Regions from separate parts of the Homo sapiens genome. Here region 1 is linked to region 2. Evidence: read pairs that join two places in POLR2A ChIA-PET (ENCODE). Cell type or tissue: HepG2. All regions are shown on one strand. Region 1 overlaps CBLC (Cbl proto-oncogene C). Region 2 has its middle 3.9 kb from the start of CEACAM16.

What was found. Peaks named below come from ENCODE experiments on the same cell type or tissue, not always from the same donor. Only the 100,000 strongest peaks of a DNase experiment are listed, where the experiment ranks them.
Region 1: POLR2A ChIA-PET joins it to region 2 with 5 read pairs; 5 of 35 experiments call an interaction of 5 or more read pairs at or near these places.

What each region holds. Positions count from the first base shown.
Region 1 is chr19:44,795,816-44,798,315 of GRCh38, reverse strand. All of the region lies in intron 9 of CBLC (Cbl proto-oncogene C), which reads right to left. Among named protein-coding and RNA genes, the nearest start is that of BCAM, 12 kb to the left of the region's middle. RefSeq lists a silencer at 1-17. In HepG2, no CTCF peak of the experiment used is centred here; a DNase peak (open chromatin) is centred at 1,455; H3K4me3 peaks cover 291 bases.
Region 2 is chr19:44,693,976-44,696,475 of GRCh38, reverse strand. No RefSeq gene overlaps it. Among named protein-coding and RNA genes, the nearest start is that of CEACAM16, 3.9 kb to the left of the region's middle. In HepG2, a CTCF peak has its summit at 2,060 (motif pointing right); DNase peaks (open chromatin) are centred at 825 and 1,485.

The DNA of each region.
Region 1 (2,500 bases), 100 kb before region 2:
AGCAATCCCAGCACTTTGGGAGACTTGAGCCCAGGAGTTAGAGACCAACTTCGGCAACACGGTGAGACTCTGTCTCTAATTAAATTAAAACATTAAAACAAACAAACAAACAAACAAAAAAACCCAGCCTGTGGGGCTTGTGTCAGGCTGGTCCCCATTTTCCCCATGAAAACACTGAGGGTCAGAGAGGTCCTCAGTGGTCAGTGGGGTGATGAGATCCAGCTCAATGGCAGTGTCGTCCCCTAAAGGGAGGTTTCTCAGATGGAGAACAGCAGCGTGCAGACAGCAACCCCAGGGGCCACAGCACCATACACAGATCACAACCACGGTGACACTGACCACTGACACAGTCCCATCACATCCAGTGTCCACAGCAGCCCCAGCCTCACTGCTCAAAAAATTTAAAAATGATTCGGGTGTGGAGACAGGCACCTGTAGTCCCAGCTACTCTGGGGGCTAAGGAGGGAGGATCACTTGAGCCCAGAAGATTGAGGCTATAGTGAGCTGTGATTGTACCACTGCACTCCAGCCTGGCTGACAGAGACCCTATTTTTTTTTTTTGAGATGGAGTCTTGCTCTGTCGCCCAGGCTGGAGTGCAATGGCGCTATCTTGGCTCACTGCAACCTCTGCCTCCTGGGTTCAAGCGATTCTCCTGCCTCAGCCTCCTGAGTAGCTGGGATTACAGGTGCACGCCACCACACTCCGCTAGACAGAGACCCCATCTTAAAAAAAAAAAAAAAGCAATGCCAGGCACATAGCAAAAGTTATGACAGGCGGGGCCCACTCCTGTAGTCCCAGCACTTAAGAAGGCCGAGGCAGGCAGATGACCGGAGGTAAGGAGTTCAAGACCAGCCTGGCCAACATGATGAAACCCTGTCTCTACTAAAAATACAAAAATTAGCCAGGCATGGTGGTGAGCACCTGTGACCCCATCTACTCGGGAGGCTGAGGCAGGAGAATCGCTTGAACCTGGCAGGCGGAGGTTGCAATGGGCTGAGATCGTGCCACTGCACTCCAGCCTGGGTGACAAAGTGAGACTCCATCTCAAACAACAACAACAACAACAAAAGTTATGACAGTGCCTTGCTGAGAAGTAACAAACCCAAGGCTGTCTCTTCTGTGGTATGTTTTGAAGAATGAAAGACTAGGTGGGAGTGGACTGGAATTTTAATCAGGCAGGGTTTGGGGAGAGGAGGAAAGGGTGGGGGAGGCGGAGGGTATGGCCTAGGCAAAGGTGTCACCATCAGGCCCGAGGTCCCTGTCAGCCTGCTGTCCTGGCTGTGTCCCCCATCACTGTCCTCTGGGAGCCGGCTGAGTGCCTCCTAATGTTTCCATTTGCTTTTGGCGGCAGGTTGGATCTGTTTTTAGCTTCCCTGGCTGGTTTCACCGCCACCCTCCCCCCCACCGCCCCGCTTCCTGCTGGCTCTCTTGTTTGCTGTGGTCGAATAATGTTCCCGGACTTCCTGAGCTGTTTGTTTGAAGACAGCTCAGTATTGATCGAAGCCTGTGTGTACTCAGCCGGAGATACTAAGAGATCTGCTTCTCCCCAGCAATCCAGGGTCCCAAAAATCCTGGGGTGGCAGCGTAGGGAGAAAAGAAAGCCAGGACAGGGCTTATTAAAAAATAAGTAGGCCGGGCGCGGTGGCTCACCCCTGTAATCCCAGCACTTTGGGAGGCCGAGGCAGGCGGATCACCTGAGGTTGGGAGTTCGAGACCAGCCTGACCAACATGGAGAAACCCCATCTCTACTAAAAAATACAAAATTTGCCAGGCGTGGTGGCACCTGCCTGTAATCCCAGCTACTCAGGAGGCTGAGGCAGGAGAATTAGCTTGAACCCCAGAGGCGGAGGTTGCAGTGAGCTGAGATCATAATATTTCACTCCAGCCTGGGCAACAAGAGTGAAACTCCATCTCAAAAGAAAAACAAACAAACAAAGAAACAACAAAAAAATAAGTAGATGGTTTGGGGGCCTTAAAGACTCCAACGCTGACTTCTCCTCTTTCAGGCTGTGTGGTTTTGGGCAGGTACTGTCACCTCTCTGAACTTTTTTCCTCTGGAAAATGGGGAGAGGAACATTCATTTGTTTGTTTGTTTTTTGAGACAGGGTCTCACCCTCTGTCATCCAGGCTGGAGTGCAGTGGCGCGATCTTGGCTCACTGCAACCTCCACCTCCCGGGTTCAAGCGATTCTCCTGCCACAGTCTTCCAAGTAGCTGGGATTACAGGTGTGCGCCACCACGCCCAGCTAATTTTTGCATTTTTAGTAGAGACAGGGTTTCACCATGTTGGTTAGGCTGGTCTCGAACTCCTGAACTCAGTGATCCACCTGCCTCACCTTCCCAAAATGTTGGGATTACAGGCATAAGCCACCGCGCCCAGCCGGGAGAGGAACACTTTTGACTTCATAGGGCTGTTGGGAAGACTCACTTCAGTGTATTCATTTGGCATCTATTTATTGAGCACCTATGACGTGTATGTGTGCTAGGCACTGTTCTGCAC
Region 2 (2,500 bases):
TTGCGGCTCCACTCTTGCTCCTGTTGGGTAGTGCTGGACCAGGCAGGAGGTAGTGGCGGCTGAACCAGGGATGGGAGAAGTGGTCAGCTTGTAGATGTATTCTGCTGATATCATTCTTCTTCTTCTTCTTCTTCTTCTTCTTTTTTAAATGGAGTCTTGATCTGTCATCCAGGCTGGAGTGCAGTGGTGCGATCTTGGCTCACTGCAACCTCCACCTCCCAAGTTCAAGCGATTCTCTCACCTCAGCCTCCCGAGTAGCTGGGATTACAAGCATGCGCCACCATGCCTGGCTAATTTTAATATTTTTAGTACAGACAGGGTTTTGACATGTTGGCCAGGCTGGTCTCAAACTCCTAACCTCAAGTGATCCACCTGCCTTGGCCTCTCAAAGTGCTGGGATTACAGGTGTGAGCCACCGTGCCTGGCCCATTATTCTTTTTGACAGCTTCAGCTTTTCCTGTTATCCATCTCCCCGCTGCCCACCCCCAAGAAAACCCATTTTGCAGACAAGTAAACTGAGGCCCCGGGCCATTGCCTCATAAGATTGGAGCAGATGAGTCTTATCTTCTCTGCACAGCCATCTGGGGACACGGGTCTATGACCTTGTTTGGTCAGGGTCACCCCTTGCCCGCCCAGCCCTCTTGTCTCACCAGTCACTTAGTTTCCTTGGGAGCGGGAGGGAGGCTGGGAACTCCTTTATCTGCTCTTCAAGACCCTGCCCACCACTGACATCATCAATATATATTAGATGTAAACGTCAGACTTGGGCCTCCGTGGCAGAATCCTTGTCCTGTCCTCTCTGGGCAGGGGTGGGGAGGCCTTGAGACTGAGGGTTTGGCTGGAGCTAATGTCTTAGGCTGAAGCAGGTTTCCAAACCCCTTTCAACCTCCCCTTATCTTGGGCGAGGCAGAGGGGGCCGTCATATTTGCTCAGGGTGTGGCTTCCTGTGCCGGCCTGTCAAGGCCTGGAGTTGGCTCTGGCTGGGCCTGGAGAGGTTGTTCTTGGGGAGAAAGGACCAAATGTCCCCTTAATTCCTGACCCTAGAAAGAACACCCAGGTGGCCAGGCGTGGTGGCTCACGCCTATAATCCCAGCACTTTGGGAGGCCGAGGCGGGTGGATCACCTGAGGTCGGGAGTTCGAGACCAGCCTGACCGACATGGAGAAACCCCACCTCTACTAAAAAAAATACAAAATTAGCCCGGTGTGGTGGTGGGCACCTGTAATCCCAGACACTTAGGAGGCTGAGGCAGGAGAATCACTTAAGCCCGGAAGTCAGAGGTTGCTGTGAGCCGAGATCACACCACTGCACTCCAGCCTGGGTGACAGAGTGAGACTCTGTCTCAGAAAAAAAAAGCACCTAGGCTTCCATGCAGGAGAGGAGGCAGGTGGATCGGAGAAGCTCCAGACCTTTCCATAGGCTGTTCCCTGTGCTTGGATACCCGTCCCCACCCTCCTCACCTCATTCATCTGGGTTTTTCCAAGCCATTCAATCATTTAACAAATATTTGTCAAGCATGGACTATGTACCAGGCTGTTTGCACAGAGACATCCTTTCCTTTGTTGGGCTAAATCCTATTGGAGGGAGATGGGCAATAATAATAATAAAAAAAACCTGATATGGCATTTAATGTCAGGCAGAGATAAAAGCTATAAAAAGTAAAATAGGTCAGGTGCAGGGGCTCACGCCTGTAATCCCAGCACTTTGGGAGGCCAAGGTGGGTGGATCGCTTAGGCCAGGCGTTTGAGACCAGCCTGGGCACCACAGTGAGATCCTATCTCTACAAAAAAGTACAATAATTAGCCAGGCGTGGTGGTGGTGTGCACCAGTAATTCCAGCTACTTGGGAGGCTAAGGTGGGAGAATTGCTTGAGCCTAAGAGGTGGAGATTGCAGTGAACTGAGATTGCACCACTGCATTCCAGCCTGGGCAACAGTGTGAGATTGTGTCTCAAAATAAATAAAATTAAATAAAATAGGGCAAGTGGATAGAGAGGAGCAGGGGTTGCTGTTTTAGTTTGGGAGGTGGTGGTGGTGGCGCTTTTTCTGGCCTGAAGGAGGCGACAGAGGAGGGAGCCTGTGGGTGTGTGGGAGGAGAGTGTTTTTGGTAGAAGGTACAACAAGTGAATTCAAGGCCCTGGGGCAGGAGGGGCTTTGATGAGCATAAGGACAGCAGGGAGCCTGGTGTGACTGGAGCTGAGTGAGGGGCAGGGGAAAGTGGGAGAAGGTGGTCAGAGGGGGACTAGCCACCTAGAGCTTTTCTGGAAGGTGCTGGAGGGGAGGAAGTGAAGGGCAGAGTTAGGGGGATGGAGGCCAGCAGAGAGTGCCAGGGTTCTCTTGGGACCCTAAAGGGACCTGGTTAGGGGTTCCTTCCTCTCTCTGCACCTCATTTTTCCCTTCAGGAAAGTGGGAAGGGGTTGGACTTGGATTTAGAATTATGGTTAGGCCTGGGTTGGGCATGGTGCCTCACTCCTGTAACCCCAGCATTTTGGGAGGCTGAGGT